Linked DNA regions of Mus musculus: all the other regions are linked to region 3. Evidence: chromatin loops called from intact Hi-C (ENCODE). Cell type or tissue: heart. All regions are shown on one strand.

What was found. A loop is a pair of places that touch in the nucleus more often than their neighbours do. Peaks named below come from ENCODE experiments on the same cell type or tissue, not always from the same donor. Only the 100,000 strongest peaks of a DNase experiment are listed, where the experiment ranks them.
Region 1: it touches region 3 in a loop (2.5-fold over the local background); 3 of 42 quality-filtered maps call a loop at or near these places.
Region 2: it touches region 3 in a loop (4-fold over the local background); 6 of 42 quality-filtered maps call a loop at or near these places.

The regions. Positions count from the first base shown.
Region 1 is chr3:105,824,693-105,832,692 of GRCm38, reverse strand. It overlaps Gm46838 (a long non-coding RNA gene), which reads left to right and starts at 6,840. Exons shown (of 2, transcript XR_001784065.2): 1 at 6,840-6,939. In heart, a CTCF peak has its summit at 4,149; a DNase peak (open chromatin) is centred at 6,702; H3K27ac peaks cover 935 bases; H3K27me3 peaks cover 548 bases.
Region 2 is chr3:105,796,756-105,804,755 of GRCm38, reverse strand. It overlaps Rap1a (RAS-related protein 1a), which reads left to right and starts at 3,375. Exons shown (of 8, transcript NM_145541.5): 1 at 3,375-3,517. In heart, no CTCF peak of the experiment used is centred here; DNase peaks (open chromatin) are centred at 895, 2,975 and 3,495; H3K4me3 peaks cover 3,088 bases; H3K27ac peaks cover 2,071 bases; H3K27me3 peaks cover 1,770 bases.
Region 3 is chr3:105,683,255-105,691,254 of GRCm38, reverse strand. It overlaps Ddx20 (DEAD box helicase 20), which reads left to right and starts at 3,684. Exons shown (of 11, transcript NM_017397.3): 1 at 3,684-4,131; 2 at 4,522-4,616; 3 at 6,802-6,970; 4 at 7,725-7,839; 5 at 7,960-8,000. The coding sequence starts at 3,828. In heart, a CTCF peak has its summit at 3,586 (motif pointing left); a DNase peak (open chromatin) is centred at 3,724; H3K4me3 peaks cover 2,189 bases; H3K27ac peaks cover 1,705 bases.

The DNA of each region.
Region 1 (8,000 bases), 140 kb before region 3:
TTACCTCTGTCCAACCTTACTATCCCTGACTGACCCCTCCTTTTCAATTTATTTAGAACTCTACAACCTTCCTCCTTGACATCTCTTTCCTTTCGGCTTTTCCCCCACTTTTCATGTATTTCTCGGTGTGAGTGTGTGTGTGTGTGTGTGTGTGTGTGTGTGTGTGTGTGTGGCTTCTTATGTGTGACTATGTGCACATGCTCAGGCACAGATGCATGTGGAGGTCAGAGGTTAACCCGGGGTGTCTGTCCTTGGTCATTCTCCCCTTTATTTTTTGAGAAAAGATCTTTCAGTTAGCTCATTTATTAAGGTATGCTTGCTTACAAATGAACTTTGGGGTTTCGCCTGTCCCTACCAGACATTGCTGGGGTGATGGGCTCCACACCCCAACACCAGCTTTTTGCATGTATTCTGAAGATCCAAACTCAAGTCCTTGTGCTTGACACTTTACCAGCGGAGCCAACTTGCTGGCCTTGCTTTATTCTTTGGTCAGTCAAGACTCTTTGCTTTGAGCTTTTGGTGCTGCCTGGCCTATTTATGGGCTTTCTTTGGTGATATTCTATCAAACAAACTAATTCCACATATCACCTACACCTTCAAGTCAGCGTGTCCAACCCAACTCTTTCTACATCAATAACAAGTCATCATCTTTGCCTGTCACCTGCCACTCTTCATGCAAGGTACTCAGCATCACTGTCCACATAAGCAGCAAGTTAGACATGTATCCATTCCCTTGGATTTACCCCTCTCTCCCCTACAAACCTGATCAGATACTCAGGTGTAGGGCTCTGTGACCTAAGATCTCTGGATCCCTTCTCATTGCTTCTACTTAAGCTGAGGACTTTGTCCGCTGTCACTTGCATCAGAGCGCTCTGCTAATTGCTTCTTCTCTACCCCACCTGCCACACTCTGCCAGTGGCCAGGTGACTTCTAGAGCAATCTTTAGAGTGGATATGAAACCAGAGTGAAGCAGCTGTTTGCATGCTTAAGGTACTTTGCTGTTTCCCAGGAACCGCAGGAGAGAACTGATCCTCACAAGATCCTTTATGTCTGCCTGCCTGCAGCTTGAAAGTCTTCTTCTATCAAGTTCTCAGCATACTTTCTTCTCATACTTGACTGTACACACATGTTGCTTCACTCCTGAACCTCCTGACACACTCTCCAAGCCTCTCTCGTCTGGTGCAGATCAGCAACTGTTGAATGCCCTGCCTTAGCATCTCTTCCTCTAGGGAGAGTCCTTCCATACTCTCCCCAAGTTGAGAGTATATGTGGCCCACCTGCTTGTGTTTACAATGCAAACTCCATTACTACATATCACCAGCCCTAAAGAGCCTTCTCATTAAGGATTGGTCCCTGTCTTTGTTCTATAAGAACAAACCATACACAGACCTAGGTCTCTCGTATCATCACTGATTAGCCCATAGGTCTGTCCTCTATGAATTGTAGTAAAATAAAATATATCACTTAGTTTTCTTCTCCTCACCCCATACTGAGAGTTGAACTTAGAATCTCACAGATGCTAGGTGAGCACTCTATTCCCACCCAATGTAAATTAATGAATTTCTAGTCTAAAATTAAGTCAAGCAAGTAAAAGACTGTTTATATCAATTGAGGTAAAATTTGTAGATAAACTAAGTTGTAATAATTGTGAAAGGAATGTAAGAAACATCTTCTTATAGTTAGCTATGTTTATTTATTTATACCTTTGGGTTGTAGCATCCTTTTAAGTATTAATACAATTATTACTAACATTTTATCTTTTTTCCTTGATTTTTTATTTACAGTTTGTTTCGTTCTTGAGACAGTCTCTCATTCTGTGATGGCCTCAAACTCACAGTCATCCTTCTGCCTTAGTCTTCTAGGTTTTGTATTTTCAGATGTGAGCCACTACACTTGGCTTATTTTCTTAAGGACATAACTTTTTAAGTGGAAAAAAACCCCTAGTTTACTAGGAAAACACCTTAATCTGAATGTATCTACATTCCAATGGAGCTTGCTATATGAAATAAGAGTCCAGGCACTGTGGTGGACTTTAGCTAGCTTATATTTTCCCACTTTGTTGTGTATTTGAATTTCTCCGAGGTTTCATCCCAACCTACCTTTCACCATTACTCCGTGCTGGGTCATATTCCAGTGCAGCTGAGCTTCTAAACACTCCCAGAGCTGCTCTATTTTCTACAGTGCACTGTTTCCTCTGCCTGGGCCTGGCTTCACTCCATGGAGAATCTCTTGCCCCGTTCCCACCTGCTTACCGACTAAGCACAACTCAAGTGTTAACACTTCTAATGCTTCTCTGATTCCTTTCACCCTCTCTAGATCCACATGTCATTTCAGACCTCTTATTATATCTGGTTTTACTTTTTAACTTGTCAGGAGCAAAAATTATTACAAATTAGGCTGGGAAGAGCACAGTGCTACTTTGCCGAGCATGCACAACCACACCTTGGGTTCAATCCCAGCACTGCAAAAACAAACAAACCAAACCAAACCAAACCAAATGTTACTTTAAAGTATTAGTTTTAATTTTATACTGAGGTTATTTTTCTAACTATTTTTGTTCTTTTGTTTGTTTATTTTTCGAGACAGGGTTTCTCTGTGTATCCCTGACTGTCCTGGAACTGGCTCTATGGACCAGACTGACCTTGAATTCAAACATCTGCTTGTCTCTGCCTTCTGAGTGATGAGATTTAAGTTGTACGGCACCACCACCCAGCCTCTATTTTAGCTCTTGAAGACAATATATAACTCCCAAGAGAAAATATTTGAAGTGCAGTGAAAAATATCTTATATTCACCTTGACACCCTTAGTTCTATATTACTCACTTCAGGTGATAGATAAAGTATTATATGAATAGTTCTATTAATCTCTTTAGTCTCATATACTGCTATTTTGACTATATATATATGCATATATATGATCTCTGATGTAGTTATGAAAGAAGTTGCCTAGGGCTTTCCTGGGAACTATGTTCTTACTAATGGAGTGTTCTATCTGCATCGTCAACTTTCCTAGTTCTTGTCCATACTGCCCTCAGTACCAGGCACTATTCTATGCTGTGGAGATTAGGCTTGTAAATAAAAGGAGCTTCCTGATCTTGTGCAAATGCATTCTAGGGGAAGTGGAGTGGGTGCAGATAACCCATAGAGCTATATCTTTCCCACATCTTTGCCAATATTTAGACCTTTTTGTCTTTAATTTTACTTATCCGACATATAAAATGATTGATTTAATTTTAATTTGACCATTTGGCTTATCTCCAGTTATTAATACACTTGACCAGTGATTTCTAATTTTAATTTTCCAAGATTAGCATGTCATTTTGGTTTGTTGTTTGTTTTCAGTTAGGGGAATTTTTGAGATGGGTCTCAATATGTTACCCAGGCTGGCCTTGAACTTGTGATTTTCATGCCTCAGTTTCTCTGGTGCTAGGACACAATTTATGATGCTATACTTGGCCAAAACCTTTTTTAACAATAAAAAAATATTTTTAGTTATGTGTATATGTGTGTGCGGGGGTGGGGGGGTAGGCATGTGTAAGTATGTACAGGTACCCAAGGAAGCAGAAGCATCAGGTTTCCTGGAGATGACATTGCAGGCTATTGTGGGCCACCTGATATGGATGCTGGGAACCAAACTTGGATCCTCTGCAAGAGAAGTAGGTGTTCTTAACCACTGAGCTGTCTTTCCAGATCCTAGAAATATGTTTTGTTGTTGTTGTTTGTTTGTTTGTTTTTTTCCAGGAGTGAAGGGTTGAGAAAAGGTCTAAGTATGTACTTTTAGCTGGCCTGGAACTCACTATGTAATCAGGCTGGTCTGGAAATCAACAGAAATCTGCCTGACTCTGCCTCCCAAGGGCTGGGATTAAGGTGTATGCCACCATAGCTAGTGAAACACACACACACACCCATTATCTTTACAGTTTCTAATTATTGGTTTCTCCTATTTAGGATCACATCTGATATTTACATTTTAACCTTGTATGTGTGGATTTTGGTATGCTGTTATTATAATAATTTGTAGTTTGTCTTGAATTTCCTAGGTAGATAACCATATTGATTGTAAATAAAATTACTTGTTCATTCCTTTTAAATTCTTACATGCTTAATTTCTTTTTATCATGCAGTTCTTGCTAGGACCTCCAGGGCTGAGCTTGTAGACATCAGGGATAGTCTCATACTATTTCATGATTAAGTCAGCACATACATTCTATTGTATACATTGCAAATGTATGGTGGATACCACCTAACAAGCTAAGGATGCTTCTTCTATAACTATGCTGATAACATCTAATGTAAATTAAATTTCAGAAAATGTTTCCTCTCCATACATGGAAATGATCACTATTTTTCCTTCTTCAAGGTATAAAGTAGCAAATTAATATGTTTTCTAATGTTCTAATTGTGTTCTGAGAGAAGTCTGAACTTATGTTAATTCTGATTCACTGCTGGATTTAATTTTCCATACGTTTGGGTTTTTTTAGGAATTTAACATCTGTATTAAATGAGAAATGGGTCTATAAATTTTCTTTTTGTCCTTTTCCTTTGGTACCAAGATCATCCCAGCATCCTACAAAAAGTTGTGGTCAATCTCTCTTCTCTGCTTCTTTATCTGTGTGCTGGAGTAGATTTATAAGACTGGGGAAACTTTTTCTTAGGCATTTGGCTACATTTACTTACAAACCTCTCAGTCCCTTGTGTGCTTTATTTTTACTTTATTTTGTTTTGTAGTTGGATGTTAAGTTACAAGTACAACTGCTTAGAAATAGCTGTAGTTCTTAAATTAGATTTTCTATTTCTTCTTGAGTCCACTTTGGTAAGTTTCATTTTTCTAAGGAACTGGGTATGTCATGTAATTGTTCAAATTTACTTGTATGAGGTTTATGACATTCTTCTTATTTTATAAATTCTGTTATATATGTATATGCATATATAAATGATTTTCCCTTTTAATCTATCTCAATTTTATTAGTCTTTACTGCTTGCCAAATTCTGTTTTCTTGACAGTTTCTATTATAACTTATTTTAATTTTGACTTCTATTATTTAGCATTTGCCTCCCTCTGCCTTCCTCTGTGCTGCTATCCCTTTATCTTGAGCTCAACACTTACAGCTCCTTAATTTCTGATTTCTTAAAATTTCTAATGAAGCTTCTTTCAGGAGAACCTGGGAACATATTTTTATTTGTTATTTGCCACTGTACACATTTTCTAATTTTAGTTATGATTTGTTTCTTCATTTGTATGATTATACCTAAAGCTACTTAGAATTGTGCTTTATTGATAGAGACTGGAAGATCTCTGAGTTCGTCTATAGAAGGCATTCCAGGTTGGCCAGGGCTACAGAATGAGGCCCTGTCTCAAAAATTAAGTAAAATAAAATAAGTCAGGTATTTGGGTTTTGTGTTGAAGTTCTTTGTTCCCCCTGAGTTTTGAACCTAGAGCTTTGTGATGCTAAGCACGCCCCCTACCACTGCACTGTATCTCTAGCCCATGATTTACTCCCAAGGCTATTTGAAAGTGATGTTTTTTAATTTGTAAATGCATGGTATTATTATTTTTATTAATTAAAAGGATGTAATCTCCATGGTACTAAAGTCTTGTTGCCTTGGACTGTGATGGCATGAGCCATCAAAAACCTGGATCTTTCTTCTAGCCCATCAAATACTTGGCTTCATTTGCATACTGCTTTGTGTTTCAGTTTCCAGAAAAGTAGTTGCTCTTAGCAGCTATATGCACTCTCTACATCATGAACATCCCAGCCTCATGAGAAGGAAGCAAGAGCCCAAAGTCAATAACCTCAAAATTCAACATGAGTTGTCCTTAATAGCTCCTTTCTCTCCGAATTCAAGAGTTCAGCTGAATTCTGGAATCACTTCTTGGAAGCAGCCTCTAGCCCATGCCCCAGCTTTGGACCTGGACAACTGGCTCTAATATTCAGTATTGGGGAGAATATTTGTCTGATAAATGAATGCATAATTAGAAAGGAATGGATATGCCCAGTGGGTTCTCATTCATTTTGTAAGCCTTAAACTACAATCAAAGGACAAATATCACAAATAGTAATTTTATATTTATTCCAAAGAGACTGGAGCTGGAACAAGGCAAGTTAGCAGCAGAAGCACCAGGAATGGAGCATCCCTAAGGAGAAAGATTTGTAACCATATTCTGAAGCCTTTCAAATGCATTCTCCAAATCCTTCTGGACGACCTGACATGTAGTTTCTAGGTTTTGTTTGCTTTGTGGTTGCTGGGAATTGGACCTAAGGCATACTAGGCAAGCATTCTACTATTTAGCTGTAACCCTGGCTCACACATGTCTCTACTGTTCATGCAATGTCTCCCTGTTCTAGATAGCAGCCACTCCATACCAAAATCAGTCCACAGAACAAATCCAGATAGATGAGATAAAGGTTCGCACACATTTTGGAAGCAGGGGTCAGAGAACAGGGAATGATCAGATTGTGTGTTGTAGGCTGGGCTTAACTCTCAAGTAATTGTGCTTTCCACCCTGTTCTTGGCCAAGTCAACTCGGCTTGGGTGTGGTTGCTTAAAAATATTCCCAAGGAGCAATGACGCTTCCCCTGGATGCCTGAACACATCATCTCTGTTGTTGAGAACTTGTGGCTGTGTGTCCAGGACTCTCAATGAAGTTTTAATCAAAGCCGTGCTTCCTTTCCATTGTTGCTTTTGGAGTGGCCTTGCTCAGGAGCGCTGGCGTGGACAACAGCACCTCCGTTGACCTTTTCCACAGCAGTCCTTGAATTTCTGCCCCACCCCCTCCCATCTGCTGGCCCTACTTCCTCTCTTCTCTATTTTGGCACCACTGGGAGTGGCTCTTCTCAGTAAAGTGGCTGAAGGGTAATGAACCCAAAATACCTAAGTAGCAAATGAGTCACCGAACTTCCACAGCTGGCTGTGTTGTGGGTAAATAGCAGAGAGGAGGTAACTGCAGGGGTGGGGGTGGTAGAGGTGGCTGACAGCAGGCTGAGGGGGTGGGTGGAGGGGGCAGAGAACTTGGTTGGCTTGCCTAGGTGAGATCAGCACTGTGGCCTATCACACCCTGACTGACTCAAGCTAAGCCCAGGCCCCCTGGGAACTGCTAATACTGGGCTGTCTAGTAAATCTCAGCTGGACAAGGCACTACACTGATAACCCTCTTTTGCGTCCAAGTTCTGAGTCTTGGAGTTTGGAATTCTCTAAGTTGCTACAAGGCTGCTAAGCCAAAATGGTATTTCTCCAGGCCAGCCCATTTTTAGATTTATGATATCTCAGTATCAAGATTTAGGACCAAATTTAATTTAATTTTCTTTTGTATTGTTTTGTTTGCTGCGCTTTAAAAAATGATAATCTCCTCTCTCCTTCTCTCTTTCTCTTTCTCACTCCCCCTCTCCCTCTTCCTCACTTTCCTCTTCCTTTCTCTCCCCTCCTGTGTGTGTGTGTGTGTGTGTGTGTGTGTGTGTGTGTACCTGTTACTGCATGTATGTGAAGGTCAGAGGAAAACTTCTGTAAGGTGGGCCTCTCCTTCTCCCATGTGAGTTCTGGGGATTGAAGTCAGGTGGACAAGGTAAGCAGAAAACGCCTTTTTTCGCTGAGCCATCTCAGGAGCCCTCACTGAGCTTTCTAGAATGTATCTTTTGCCTAAAACTTTAACTTGAAGTATAATAGTGCAGCTGAGATGCCCAGTCCAGCATTGTGATGAACTAAGAAGCTGCTGAGACATTTCTGGTTGCTGCCTCATCAGGACAGGACCAGCTTTGCCTCTGAGAACCTACTCGGTGTCTGTCCTGGTGAGAACCTACTGGGTGTCTGCCTGTCCTGGTGAGACCCTACTGGGTGTCTGTCCTGGTGACTTAGGAGATGATTCCTGCTTCTTGTTTTTCTAAACATAAAAAAACCCCGAGTGGGCTAAGCCCTGAGCACTTGTCTAATGGTCTGATTTCATGGAGAACAATCTAGTCAGCCACTCTGCTTCTAAGACCTAAACTGACACAACAAGAAACAAG
Region 2 (8,000 bases), 110 kb before region 3:
GATAGGAAGTATCTATTCCTGAGCTGAGCAATATAGAAGCCTCTAGCCATATGCAGCTATCTAAATATAAATCTAATTAAATTTAAATCAGATTTAAAATACAGCCCCTCAGTACATGGTCACATTTTAAGTATTTAATAGCCACCTGTGGATTATGCAGATAGAGAACAATGAAGTTCTTGGGGAGTGAAGACCCAAGCCTTGGGAGTAATCCTGGATTTGGGATGGTGAGGCAGGTGGTCTGTCCTAAGTTTGGGGCTAGCCTGAACTACACAATGACTACCAAGCCTGCCAGAGTTGTAAAACAAGACCTTGTCTCAAAACAAAAAACAAAAACAAACAAACAAACAAACAAACACCAAAACAGCCAACAATAAATGAAAATAGGCAGAAGGGTTATGTTCATCCCAGTTAGAATGTTCTATTGGACAGTGCACATTGCTTTGAGGGCGACTGGCATAGAGATAGGGACAAGGGATTAAAGGACACCAAGGCTTGGCAGGTTTGTGACTGAGAAAGGTGATGCCATGTGAAGCAGATGGGAAGACAGGAGGACCTAACAGATACTTCACATCTGTCAAACTCTAGGGACACAAGTGCCTTCAGGAATGATCACGAGCTCATAGTGTAAGGAAGGTCAAGTGTCCAATTTGAGGTCTCCCAAAGCTTTGCACAGGGGCCCCAGTGGTATCTAACTGGCTTATTCCTTCCTACGTTCTCTTTCTTCCCAGACCGTGGTGCTCCAGATGGTTGTGAGTGCCAGGTCTGTTCGTCGGCCCTAGAGGATCCGTAGCATACACACACTGTGACAAAGCTGGAGTCCCAAGGGCTGTGTGCTCTTTATGGAGCTCCGATGTGCCAGTCTGAACCCTCGTATCTTCACAGATGCTGCGTACTTCCTCTCCCCTGATTGCCTCACTTGCATCTGCTGGATCCTTGGAAAGTCCCCTCGCCCTCACTCACTTGATAGCTTCCTCTGAAAATATTCCTTCCCACGGGTGCCGCTGCTTTTTAGTTGGCCTCTTCTCTTTCACAAGTCAAGTTCCGGAGTGTCTCATCCACTCCCTTACATACCTCTCACTCCTCTCGCATTGACTTTCAGCAGCAAAACTCCAAGCAGTGGAGGGCACCTTGCTGAGTGATTTCAGTGTAGATATATGACCACCCCACCCCGTTAAGAGAGGATAAAAGGAAGCACACAGGCCAGATTTGATCTTATCCGTCAGTCCGCAGGCAACACCTACAGCACTGTGTAAACTGGAAAAAATAAACACAAGGAACAGGCAGGGCATGGATGCATGGATGCGTGGTGCGTGGGGCATGGAAAACTGACAAAAGACACCACTCCTAAGGGAGAACAGCTAGGAAAGTGCTCTTTCCTCAAGGCTGAAATTGTCCTACCAGGTACTCAGCCTGGTGGGCAAAATAAAGACTAGACTTTAGCTCTCACTTGTCCCCTTTGCTTTGCAGTGGGCTGTGCCCACCTCAGAATCACACTTACTTGCTCTGTGTCTGTGTCTTTGCTACAGAACAGTCTGTGACTCTCCTGTCCTTGTTCACATTTAAGGCCAACTGCTTCAGCACCGTGCTAGGACTTGTTGCTTCTTGGTTCCCATGGTTTCTCTAGGTGTCTCCTCTTGTCTCTGCACCGGAACTTTATTTTTCACTCTTAACACCACAAGGAAGTAACTCAGCTTTAAAATCCTGTCCCTGGATCCCCACACCATTCCCACTACTGACTGTTGCTAGGCTCAGCCAGCTCCTGGCTGTCTTCCTCGCCTCTCTTTCATTCTCTCAACACACCCCAATCAGACATTTCTCCATGTGATAACACTGGAAGGGTTTTCATTAAGCTTCTCAACAAACTTCAGGCCAAACTTGGTCAGTGGTTAAATTCCCAACTCTTGACTGAGGATGAGGCTCAGTGGCAGTTTGTCTAGCATGAACCAATCAGGGTGGCGGGGATGGGGACTGTGGGGTGGGGGTGAGGCAGAGATTGAGATTCAATTGTCTTCTTAGCTATTTCAGCAGTAGGCAAGGGAACTGACTGATCACTCCCTCTTTTCTAAAACAACTCCCTAACAACTTCCTTCCTTCCAAGGGGTTCCTCTAACCTGACTGTCAACTCTGCTTATCTTTAACCTCTAAGTTTCTCTTGGTCCTCTCTTCCAGTTACTCCCCATCCCTAAGAGAGTTTATGTAGACCGGAGGGTCAAATCATCTACATCCTGATGGATCTCAAATTTATATCTCAGACTCATCACCACTGAACTTTCTCCATCCCCCATAAAACTGAACTCTCAATTTCTTTGGTCCCAGCTTTGTTCTTACCCTATCTTCTCTCTTATTAAATGATATCAGTCAGCAGGCCCCCAACCTAAGATTCATTCCTAATTGTTTCGTTCGACCCTCTGCTTTCTCAAGTCTAAATCTATTAAAATAGGTTTAATAAAGCTAAAATAAACAAAATCTAAAATAAAATAACCACTCTTGGCCAATTGGACGAGAATAGCCACCTTAGACTTCCCCTGTGAACATTCGTGCTTCAGTTGGATATTTTACATACACAGTGAGACTCACTCCAGTTCCCGATGGGCCTGAAACTCATTGTGTAGTCCAGGCTAACCTCAAACTCGTGGCAATTCTGTTCCTGTTTTCAAAATGCTGGGATTCCAGGAGTAAACCACCACGCCCTGCATAAAGTTAACCTTTAAAAACATGAACTAGATATAGTTGTTTCTGGGCCCACCCTCTCCTCGGGGCTTCCTGTTGTCATTACAATGGCCCAAAGGCTCCACCGGGTCTGGTCGTTTGTCCAGATCTTGGCGCCTCAGTACTCTTTGGCCATAGACTCTACTTATCTATCCATCCTTTCGCTTGCATTTTGCTAGTTGTGAAATATGGAAGACACACCCCACCTCGGGGTTTGTGGCTGATTTCCTCTCAACCCAGGAAGGTATTCTTCTCATCCAGCCTCTTTTGGATAGGCTCGTTTCTTCATAGCACGAACAAAAGCATGCAAAGCCCTCCCTGGTGACCTGTGAATTTTGCTACTCTTTTTGTTGTTCGTGTTCCCTCTCCTGGGTCACGAGGATGAGAGCTCTATAAGTGACTTTCCCTATGTATGCCTAGGCATTGGGGACCTACTAGGCACTCAACTAACAGCTGTCCCATGGTTGCATCCCTTCAAAATTCTCTTTCTGATTTTTTTTTCCCTTCCTCATTTCAATGTTGGCCTTAACCACCTTCTCAAAGGCAAGGCCCCAGTTCCTGTTGGCACACTATGCCCCCCACCCTTTGAAGAACGGCTCCCTTAAATAGATTCCGGACACAGCGGGGAAGGCGGAGACCAGGGCGGGGGGGGCGGGGCCTGCGTGCTGCGTGCGTGCGCGTTCCGGAGGCGCCGCCGCCGCCGCTCCCGAGGCCGCTGCTCCTGCCGCCGCCGTGCAGAGCCCGAGCCCGAGCCGCGGCCGAGAGGAGGGAGGAGGAGGAGGTGGAGGAGGCGCCGGGCCGCGGGGTGAGTACGGGGTGCGAGTGAGGGGCGCGGACTGGCCGCACCTCGGTGGCCTATTCTTAACCGTCCGCGAGTCCGGGGCGGCGGCCGGGGGCCCGGCGGGCGGGAGGGGCCGCGGCTGAAGGCCGGAGCCAGCCACGCCCGCGGACCGAGGCGGCCCGGCGGGGCCTGCGGGACCGGCCGCGAGGGGCGGGCCGCGAGATGGGACGCGTGTCCGCGCCCGCTCGGCTGTCGTCCCCGCGGACGGAGAGGTGCGGTGCCCTCCGCGCGGCCTTTGCCCCGGCCGCCGAGCGCTGACACCTCTGTGTCCCACTCCGCCGCCAGCCCGGGTTCCCGCCCTCCCTGCCCTCTGTATTCTGCCGCTTGCCATGTGTTCGCCTTTGCAGCGTCGCTCTCGACTCTCTGATATCTGCTGCTACCCCTGAATTTTGTCAGGAAAGAGGCCACGGTGTGATTCCGGTCTTCCGCCCACCGAGGGCGTGTGAGGAGTGTGGGGTGGTGGGATTGTAGCTTGTCTCCTTACTCAGAAAGTTAAGGGCAGTGTCTTCTGCTGAGTTGTGTAATTGGCTGTTGTAAGGAGAAGAGCAAGGAAGGACAGTTGTGTCCCCCGCGTCCGCCCCCCCTCCTATCTGAGATTTCCTCACAGGATAGAAAACTAGAGTTGAGGGGACCTTTCATGCCTTGGAAAAAGAGCTACCGCTCAGAAACTGTGAGTGTATTGCCGTTGGGAAAGGAAAATCGTTTTGTCGCTGCTTTGAAGGAAGTACTGTGTAAGAAATGGAATAAAAGGGCAGGAGGTTAATGGGCCAAGCGGGACAGGTACCAACCGCTGTTGTCTGCTTCTTGGGTGGCTGAAGATACTGTTTTTATTAGAGTCAAAGTGTCGACTCTCAGAATTAACCAGGGGAGTTAGCCTTCAGAAGCGGGCGGTTAGAAGAGATGATGCTGGAAACAGGATTTGGAAACTTTCTTTGAGTTTCCTGTCAGAGTGTGTGGGGGTAGATATGCCTGTGAGTACTTTTTTCTTTTGATGTAATTGATTTCTGTAACACTTTGGTAGAGTAAGTACTAGATTAGGTCCCAGACTCTTTCCTGTCTTTATGCTCTTCTGTAACACTTTGTTTCAAAATTAAATTTACATTTTCGGATATTCTTTCTTAGTGTGACTCTTGTTTAGTTTAGTTCCTTGCTACTTCAGGTTCTGTTATGATTGTGTTCGTTAGCAAGGATTATACCTGTCCCAGCATTTGTCGAATGAGTTGAGTGGTCTGTTTACACATCTCTTATCTTTTTGAGAGAAATCTTTATGTTAAATGTTGCATTCCGCTTCCATTATAAAAAATGTCATTCTTAACCATTTCTAGAACATGGTGATGCATATGAACTCTTCCTTTGCCCAGGAAAAACAAAACAGACATTTATCCCCAGAATGTTGTATTCAGCTTCTGGTCTCCTCTAAAGCCACCCATAGACACCGATCTTAAAAGTGAACAGAGATCTCGATGTTATTCAGTTTCATATTAAAACTTTGCAAAAGTGCACACTTTTTGTGGCCTCAGGTGTGATCGTGCTTTCACCCTAAATTCTGAGGATTTTGGAACAAGGTTTAAAATTGATTTCAGTTTTATGAGGAAAAGTTCTCAGGAACCTCTCTCCCCTCCCCCCAATCTCCTGTGGCTCAGTGGTGTCACTGAGGAAGACCTTGAACCACCAACTCTCTTGCCTCGACCTCCAGAGTGCTTGGATCAGTATAGACTTCCCTGGTTTATGTGGTGTTGGGATGAAACCCAGCTTCATGCAGGGAACTTTTAGCAGTCATTTTGTTTGTAGTGTTGAGGAGCTAATCCAGAGCCTCAAGCAGGGTTGGCAAGCACTTTGCCCCTGAGCTATATCCCCGGCTCTAACCAGTAGCCATTTTTAACCAATACTCCCTAGTATATTTTGACCCCTCTAAACTCATAATCATGACTAATCAGACTTTTGTATAATCTATGTTTTAGTAATATGAGCATTTGAAAATCAAATAATTTCTTTTTTTTCCTCTTCCAAGCTTGTTCATATGTGTGGTCTTCATGTAGTCAGTTGTGAAAATATGCAACATTCAGGAAGTACTTAATTGAATGTCTGCTGTGTGGATAAGGAGTTCTTGCTGTCATCCCTTCAGCAGGAGGGACAAGACCCTAGCCAAGTAAATGTAGTGTCAGGTGTTAGAGCTGTGTGGAAGGGTGAGGACTGGTGAGGGGCTAGAGAATACTGTCAGGGAAGACCTGAAGGAAGTGAGGAGGGCTGTGTGCTTCCTCAGATGCAAAAAGATGACAGGAAGAGCGAGCGGCCTGCTAGGGCAAAGACCCTCCAGTATATGTGACCCTTTGAGAACAGCTAGGAGGGCAGTGTGGTGTAAGAACAGTAAGCAGGGAGAGAAGAGGGCTTGAGATTAGAGAAGTAAGGGGGGCTCTTACACTCAGTACTGGGACGTTTGCATTTTACACTGACTGACATGGGGGAGCCCTTAGAGTAGAAGAGAGACCTTATCTGACCTAAGTTTATGAACATCCTTCTGACTATTGTGTGGAAGTCAACTCAGGTTGGGGAAGGAAGGAAAGAGTAGGATCTAGGATTTTTTTTTTTCCTTTCCTTTTTTAATGTTCTGGGGATTGAACCCAAGTCCTTGAACTTGCTAGGCAAATGCCTAGTAACCAAGTTACATCCTGCCCTATGTCTTCCTTTTTAACCTTTCAACCATGCTAAGATTGTCCATCTTCTTTCTGTCGGGCATGTAGGTATCCTCTCCTCCCCATAGAATAACAATGATGGTTCACAGTAGTCTAGGCAACATTTTTTTTTTCCTTTTGGAATATTTCTTTGTGATTTATTTCTAAAAGGATCAGTATGTGAATAGACATATAGTTAGTTGGCCATCTAGTTTTAACAGCCGTGTTTTCTGAGCACAAGTTTCATGGCAATTTAGTTTTCATTGGGTGTTATCACCACAGACGATTGTTTTTAGACAGGTTGAATTTAGCTCATTTTTGCTTTTCACAGAGTGCTAATTAGTGGGAATATAGGGGTGAATTAGAGGGCCTTTGCTCTCAGGGAACTTTTACATTCTTCTGTGCTTTATAATCTAATAGTGAAGTAGCTGAGTCTTGACAGTGTTTTCTGTTACTGTGAACTTTGTGGGTACTCGATGGTCTTATTTAAAATACACTTCTAGTTGTTCATTCTGGCAGTTACTTCTTCTATAAGGAGTTTTTATTGTCCTCTGTAATTTGCTTAGGTTTTTATGATGTTTTTAGAATCTTATATGTTTGACAATAAATTTCATCAAATAGTCCTTAGTTAAGAGCAGTTGAATTTTAAAGTGTTGTAGTGCCCGTTATTTTGAAAATAGACTCCTGTTGTGTTATGTAAGGTCAGCTTCGAATCTTTGACATTTTGTTTAGTTTTAAGAGGAGAATGATACCAGTTTATTTTTATAGAAAATTACACCACCAAGGCTTTGTTTCAGCATTTCTGGTTCTGGAATCTAGATGGCTTGATTTGATCTGAGCCAGCCAAAACTGTGCCATCTGTAAAGGGAGGGAGAACAGCTGAGTTCCCAGAAAGCACCTAGCACTGTGTAGCATGTACCAGAGGTTCCAGGGAGTGGCCGCAGAGCTCAGTGTACAAGGGTCTTGGCACCAGACAGCTCTCATTTCAGATGGTCAATAGCAATAACTTGTACAAAGCATTTATCTTATTATTCTAGTACATTTAAAATTGTGAACATAAACTTACTTTCCCTAAATGTTCTTTTTCAAATAAAGTTAATCACTTGTGAAAAGTTACAGCATAGTTCAAGTATTTTATGTTCATTTCAGTGTTGTAGTGAAAAGTACTGCATTACTTAATGTAGTTTTTAATGTAGTAAATACTAGCATTAAATAGAAATATTTAACCTTTTATATGTTAATGAGAGGAGGTCAAAGCATCCTTTGTGTATGTCTGTGCGTGTACATATCACAAGTAGTAATTTTTATGTGCCTTTTAGAATTTCATATACTTAATTTACATTTTGAGTCTTTTGTAGTAGCAGTTATGGTTACACAGTGAGGGGTTTTGGCCTTCCTTCCCTGGGCACACGGTTTTGAGATGACTGGTTAATTTGTTTCAAAGTTAAATGATCCTAATGAGTATTAAACATATAAGGTTAGCTTTATTCATTATTATGTTCTGATCAGCCAAGCAGTTCAGCAAAGAACTGTGCCGTGCTCTCATTTCTTCTTGAAAGTAGGCCTTTCAGAGTGAGGGGTCCGATGTGCACTCACACATGCACCAATATAAAAAGGGAAGTTGTGTGATTACTAACGTAAAACTAAAATAAGAAATGGTGTACTTTCATAAGAGGAATAAAAATAGTCCTTTTAGTATTATTTTCAGAAGTACCTGATGTACACCTGGGAAATTAACTGTTTTATGAAATAAACTTTAGTTATTATACAAGTGA
Region 3 (8,000 bases):
CCCTACCTCCATGATGACGGATCCCTGTGACTGCGGGAAGGCTGGGACACTTTGCCTGGCTTCTGAGGACTTCTCCTAGTACCTTGTTGTCTCTGAGCCATTGTTGGGCACAGGCCTATGCAGTCCATTTCTTCTGCTGGAAGTCACCAGATTTTAGGGCTCCTGTAAGTCTCAGGAAGATCCTTAGGGGGTCCTGGGTATCTTCCTTTTCAGCTTTCTACCTTCTTTTTTTACAAAATAGTTTTAACTAAAATAAAATTATGTCATTTCCCTGCTTCCCCTTTTACCTTTTAACTCCTCCCAAGTCCCTTCCCTCAAATTCCTCCACACCTCCCACTCTCAAATTGATAGCTTCCTTTCTATTACTGTTGCACACACATATGTATGTGTATACAAATATGCAAACATAATTTGCTGAGTGTGTTTTTGTTGTTGTGTATGGTTTCAGGGCTGACTACGTTGTAGTGGATAATCAATACAGGCTCATCTCTCGGAGGGGCTCACTCTCCCCTCTCCCAGTCGTCCTTTTTCTAGGGATGGTACTTTGTGAGACATCCCCACTTCTGTGTTAGACTTTTGTGTACTGATATTGGCATCGTTCTGGTCTTGTTTATGTAGTCATTTCTAGGGGATACGATTTCACAGTGGTATTCTGGCTTGTATAATCTTTCTGCTGCTTCTGTGATGCTCCCTGAGCCATAAATGCAGGCGCTGTGCTGTAGATGTTTCCACTGGGGCTGGGCTGATCCACTGATCTCTGCTTTGTGCCCAGTGTGGTTTTCCATGATGGACTCTATTTGCTCCTCTTCTTTTGTTTTTTTTTTTTTTTTTTTTTTTTTTTTTTTTTTTTTAGACAGGGTTTCTCTGTGTAGCCATGGCTGTCCTGGAACTTGCTCTGTAGACCAGGCTGACCTTGAACTCAGAGATCTGCCTGCCTCTGTCTCCCGAGGGCTGGAATTAAAGGTGTGCACCACCATCATCCTGCTAAGAGAAGCTTCTTCTAAAAAGCTATACTTGTCTATGAGTGTAAGAATGAGATTTAGAAATGTAGTTAGGAATTATGCTGGTCTAACAAAGGGGTGTTAAGAAGTTCTCTTTTAAGATCTGTGACCTCACCAGCCCCAGGAAGTTGGGCTAGGTTTCTAGTACCAGGTGTGGTTTTGCTCCTATTGAGTGGGCCTTCAGTCCAATCAGAGAGCTGTGAGTTACCACAGTGATGTGAGTGCCACTATCGTGTCGTTATGGATGTCTTGCCATAATCCTGTTGTCACTCATAAGTATGTCAGATGGGTGAGTGCCTTATCTTCTTTAACTGTGAAATGGAGATGATAGTACCCATCTCCTGGAGTTGTGAGCTCCTCGTGGAATGTGAGTTTAATAAATGCTAGCAGTCACCACAGCCATCATCATGTCCATCTCCTTTATCCCCATCAGAATTATCCTCCACCAACATCAACCACACTGTTGTCTCCTTCCTTTCTTACTTTCTCTGTTTCATTTGCGTTGCTTCTCTGTCTGCAGAGCATCCCGCTAGAAGAACTTCATGGCTCACGTTTATAGGAGCCCATTTCTCTGTTTTTCTTTTTGGGTTTATAATTGTGAAGCACGGGGCACAGATTGAATACCTGAAGACACAAGCAATGATCCTTTTAAAGATGTCATCTGTTGCTTACTACCCTACTGTAACTTTATTTATCCTCTCATTACCTTAACAAAAAGTGTGTTTCTAATGATTCTATAAATGTGAGAAAATATCTTGAAAAGAGAAAGGAAACGTAATGGTTAACATTACCTATCCAATTGACAGGATCTAGCATTACCTGGAGATGGGCCCTGGGTGATTATCTCTGCTAGGTTAATTGATATGGGAAGACATCTTAATAATGGCAGGGCCATTCTCTCTTGGGGATCCTGGCATGTATAAAGTGAAGAAAGCTTCACACTTGCAAACATCCACTGTTCTCCGCTTCCTGAAAGTGGATGTAACGTGACCTGCCACTTCAAGTTCCTACTGCCTTCACTTTTCCACCATAATGGACTGTATCTTCAACCATGGTCCAGAAAACCAAAACCAAACCCAAACCCAAACCCAACCCAAACCTTCTCCCTAAAGGTGCTTTTGGCACAGCAACAGAAAAAGAGACTGAGAGAGAGGAAGAAGTGAGGAATGAGTTTCACTCTTTAACTGGGAGTGTGGTTAGACAGTGAAGTGTTTGTGTAGTATGCCAACATCATGGATTCAACTCTTAGGAAAAAGAAAGATAAAGGAAGTAATTTCTGTGCCTCTGAGGTTCATGGTCTGGACAGGGAAGCCCATCTAGAAGGGTTTTGCAACAGTTAGGATGACCAGAAGACCCAGGGTAGATACTATGGAGATGGTAAAGGAGTGGATGAGACATTTGGAGACACAAGTATTTGACAGTAGTTTGATAGAAAGAGGGTGAAGGCAAAGCAAAAAGGAATCCTCAGATTTGTCATCTGTGGATTGGGTGGGTGAAAGATGTGGGCAACTATGAGGAAGCTTGCGATCTTTAGTTCCTCTTCCTTCATTTGGATAGTGGACGTTTGCTTAGTGCTTTGTTAATTTCTAAGCAAACATGTCTTAGTTAGGGTTTCCATTGCTGTAAGGAGACACCATGGCCAAGGACATTTATTGGGGTTCTTTTACAGGTTCTGAGACTCAGTCCATCATCATCAATGAGAAAAGTAATAAAGATATGCTTACATTTGGAAGCATGACTAAAGCTTTGTTCTAAGAGCTCTTTCAAAAAACAGTATTTAGTACGTGCCAGATTATGTTTCTCCTACCAGAGACAGAAGGGAACAAATCAGAATAGCTTTCTGTCCTCATGGAAAGTGTGTGTGGGGGTGGTGGTGGGGGGTGGACAATAAACATTTTAGGTAGTTGTATCATGAAGAACCTGACCAGGTATGGTGGCACACACATGTCATCTCAGTATCTGAAAAGTTGAGCCAGGAGGATTTCCAATTTGAGGCCAGCCTGAGCGGCATAGGGAGACTCTGATTTAGAAAATAAACAGACCAACTAACTAAGCCAATCAAACCAAATAATCAAACTCGGGGATAGTGGTGGGAATAATGGGAAAGGCCAGGAAGCAGTCAGGATGGAAACCACTCAAGATTTCAAGAAAAGCCTCTTTGACAGGGTGACACATGAGTGGGTCTAGAGGAAGGGAAAGTGGTGTGCTAGTTGCCCACCCCATAACGGAGGAAGGGCACACAAAAGATCCGTTGGACCCGAGACGTCTATTAGCCTAGGGTTTCCGAGAGAGCGATCAAGCAGAGCCTAGGAGTTGGCGTGCAGTCCAGGTTTCCACTTAAATATCAGGAGACTTCCGTCACGCGACAGGGTACGGATCGCGAAGACTTCGGCGTGGCTACAGCCGAGCTTGACCCAAGGAGCCGACTCCAAGCCCAGGCGACGGCGACCGATTCGCGAGCTGCGTCACAAAGCGCGTCCTGGGCGCTCGGGTCTGGAGCCCCGCCGCGCGGCCAGGCACTCAGAGCCGCGGGAGGCCGGCAGCGGGCGGCGCCCACCAAGGGCACGCGGCGCCCTCTGCAGGCCGCAGGCGGCAACACACCGGTAGCCTCATCTTCCCTCGCTCTTCCCGCCTCTTTCTCAGGCTACATTTTTTTTTTTTTTCTGCTCCCTCCTAGAGTGACAGCCTCCGACTTCCGTTCTTCCCCTCCGCTTCCAGGCGTGTCCGTGTCTTCTCCGGGAGGCTGCCAATAAAGTTTTTCTCCTTCTCGCTCCCAGGAGCCCCGCCTCAAGTCTAAATATCGCGAGATCTGGAGGCGCGGCTACCATGGCGGCGGCGGCGTTTGAAGTCCCGGCGGCCTTGACAACCTCCGAGTCCACTATGGCTGCGGAGCGTGCGGCCGCGCCGGTGCAGGCTGTGGAGCCGACTCCGGCATCCCCGTGGACCCAGCGGACCGCACACGACATCGGCGGGCCGCGCACACGTACCGGGGACGTGGTGCTGGCGGAGCCCGCGGACTTCGAGTCGCTGCTGCTGTCGCGACCGGTGCTGGAGGGTCTGCGGGCGGCCGGCTTCGAGAGACCCTCTCCGGTGCAGCTCAAGGCCATCCCGTTGGGGCGCTGCGGGCTCGGTGAGGACCGGGGCCGGCCGGCGGTGGGGGGAAGGAGGGGACGGCGTGGCCCCCGGAGAGCTCCGGCTCCGCGCCATCGCGGGGCTAAGCCAGGCTCTAAGGCGCGCAGTTGAATTTGAGGGTAGGACTTTCTTCCAGCATGGAGTCCAAGTTGGAGAAGGTGAGCGGCAGAGATTCGGGGCGCAAAGGGCTGGGGAGGTAGCTCGGTGGTTAAGAGATTGGGGCATCAAGCACACCTCCTGCGCGTTTGAGAGTCAACCAAAAATACAGGTGGCAACTAGGTCCTCATGGCAGAGAACCTCTTCATTCTCCTTTCTCGTATTTGGTATCTGGTGGCATCAGTAAATCTAGGTAATAATATGTAATATATATAATTTTTTTCTTCCTCAGATTTAATTGTCCAAGCTAAGTCGGGCACTGGAAAAACTTGTGTATTCTCCACCATTGCTCTGGACTCTCTGATTCTTGAAAACTATAGTACTCAGGTGAGTCTAACTCAGGATCCGGAAGGGGGTGTGTAGCACGTGACTCTATTGAGAGTCGTGACAAACTAGTAACTCTTCCAGATGGTGAGTTTGAAGAGGCCGGACCAAAGCGTATGCAAGTTAGGGAAGTAAACTAGATGGTCACGTCGGTGAGTTGTGGCCAAGGCTACGTCCAGTATTTTAAAGTTGGAATTTTCTGTTATAAGTACATCTCGACCATTTGTCAGTTGGAATCGTACAATTAAAAATTCATTTACTTTCTGACTAGAGTGGGATTAGACATAGAAGGTAGAAGTTCTGGATTAGTAAGTACTGTGCTATGGCAGAAATTTCAGGTGGTTCTTAAAGCCTTGTGTATGTGTTGTATTGATCTCTCATTTTCTAGGTTGCCTCGGGATATGGTTTTAAGATTGTCCTACTCAGCTTTGGGTTTGGGGGATCATTCTTTAAAAAGCTTTGTTTAGCCATTGTTACATATAAATACTATAGTAGGCACTAGGGATTAAACAGTGAATAAGATGTGATCCTGACACTGTCGTCTGGAGTGTGTAGTGATGGCTGACTTCAAAAGGGGGCTTTTGAGATGGTCGATCTTCAATGTGATTCCTTTAAACCCAGGATTCTTGTATTTGTTGTCTAGAATCTTTGAGTTCTATATCCACGAAACCGTGGGAGATAATGAATATACTTTTTAAAGTACATTGGCTAATTTATTTGAGATTTAGGATGTGTTGAGAGTTTTGGCTTTGTAATACTTGGCAACAGACAAAATCCCAAACTTGAGTAAAAATCATATTTTTAAGGTATATTATTAAAATAATTAGTGCCTGTGTATTATGTAGTATCAAAGTAATACTACATAATAATTTATAGTTGGGAAAATCAGAAAGAGAGAGAGAGAGAGAGAGAGAGAGAATGAGAATAAAGTACCCAAATCTGTGATGTGTGCCCAGAGTTAAGGGATTTTTAAAAAGTCTTATTTCCTAGTCTTTTTTTTTTTAAAACCAGTATGTTCATTTCCAGTAGTTACATTGCAGTTTGTACTGTGTGGTGCTTGGGGCCTTTGGTACCTAACCTTTGCAGTTAGCTTTGAGATATAGTCCTCTCACAAACCTTTAATCCCAGCACTTGGGAGGCAGAGACAGGCGGATCTACAGAGAGAGTTCACGAACAGCTAGAGCTACACAGAGAAACTGTCTCGAAACAACAACAGAGAGTATGTGGGTCTTTCTGCTGTTCTTCATGTATATCTTACTACTTTTGAATTTGTGTTTTCTCTTCCTAAAGCATTAGTGTGTCCCACAGCTAGCTCTGTGCTATACATTTAGGTTTCTTCTCAAATGTTACCTCCTTATGGGGCTCCTAACACGTTTGTTTGAGGCAGGCACACTTGGAATAGTCCTAGCTGGCCTGAAACCTAGACTAGTCTTCAACTGAGGCAATCGATTTCTGTTTCTAGGGTAGTAGAACCTTCTGTGTGTGCCGACACTCTCGATGTAAAAGGGCTTTCTGATTATCTCATTTAAAACCACTCCCGGGCTGGTGAGATGGCTCAGTGGGTAAGAGCAACCGACTGCTCTTCCGAAGGTCAGGAGTTCAAATCCCAGCAACCACATGGTGGCTCACAACCATCCGTAACGAGATCTGACTCCCTCTTCTGGAGTGTCTGAAGACAGCTACAGTGTACTTACATATAATAATAAATAAATATTTAAAAAAAAAAAAAAAAAAAAAAAAAAACCCACTCCCCTTGTCAGGGCTTTCTCTTTTCTCTATTTGATATATATATTAAAAAAAAAATCTTACAATTTATTACTTGCTATTACATGTATATATATGTTATGTATGTATATATTCATTATGTATGTATAAAAAAAATGACAACAAAAACCCTGTTTTTTTTGGGGGGGCGGGGGAGGGAGTTTGAGGCAGGGTTTCTGTCCTGGAACCCAACTTTGTCGACCAGCCTGGCCAGGGACTAACAGAGATCCAAAGTGCCTCTGCTTCTCAAGTCCAGGGATAAAGTCGTGCACCACCACACCCGGTCTAGTATGTTCTTAATTGTTAGCTGAATTTTTCTCTTGTCTTAAAACTCATCTCTTAAAATGTAGTGTATTGCAACAAATGGATGTACCACTCAAATGTATTCCTCTGACTTGTTAGAATGTTTTGCAATTTATTTTAGATTTTGATATTGGCTCCCACAAGAGAAATTGCTGTTCAGATACACTCGGTTATCACAGCCATTGGAATAAAAATGGAAGGATTAGAATGTCATGTCTTTATTGGAGGGACTCCATTATCACAAGACAAAACCAGACTTAAAAAGTGTCATATTGCTGTTGGATCTCCTGGTAAGTCATTAAGACCTCTTGGTAGCTGAAGTTCTTGAAGACTAGAACAGTGAGCATGCCAATCAAATGGGAGTTTTGATGGTGGTGATAATTGCTTTCAGCATAAATGGAAGAGTATTAGACCAGAGAGACACATGGCTGGGTTTTCAACAGAATCTGTTCCTCTCCATTCTGAAGAGTGTTGGAGAATACCCATGGGATCAGCTTCTGAGACCTGAAGTGACTTTAGGAAGCCTGTTTAAGCCGTGGATTGAGGTTTCTTTTGTTCTCTCTGGTTATTTGCTCACAAATCACTCAGAATCAGAACCTAGGATTCAGTGCCATAGCATTCAAGTTTTGTTTTTGTTTTTGTTTTCGAGACAAGGTTTCTCTGTATAGCCCTGGCTGTCCTGGAACTCACTCTGTAGACCAGGCTGGCCTTGAACTCAGAAATCCACCTGCCTCTGCCTCAGGAGTGCTGGGATTAAAGGCGTGTGCCATCACGCCCAGCTAGCATTCAAGTATTTTGGTAGCAGTAATGTTTGTTTATTAGCAGTAATGTTTGTTTACCAAAGTTACTGGTGATGAAAAGGGAGGGGACAAAGAATGGATTCAGACTTTAAGATTACTTAGACCGTTAGGTGGTATGTAACGGTACACTGTAAGGAAATTAAGCAGTCTAACCTGTGGATAAATACTGTAAAGCATTCCTGAGGTTTGTACAGATTTGATATGTCATAAGTATTTCAGGTTTTGTTGTTTTCCTGCCATACAGGTAGAATTAAACAGCTCATAGAACTTGACTACCTGAATCCGGGCAGTATCCGTCTCTTTATTCTTGATGAAGCAGATAAGCTTTTAGAAGAAGGCAGTTTCCAGGAGCAAATAAAGTAAGAAAACTAGCCTGAATACAAAAATGTTGCACCAAAGCATTTCTCTATAGCTTTCCCGGTAGTGTGTGCTGTCTGCATGGTGTGTGTTCATGGTGTGTGCTTTCCTGTATTTTACAGTTGGATTTACTCCTCTTTACCTGCGAGTAAGCAGATGTTGG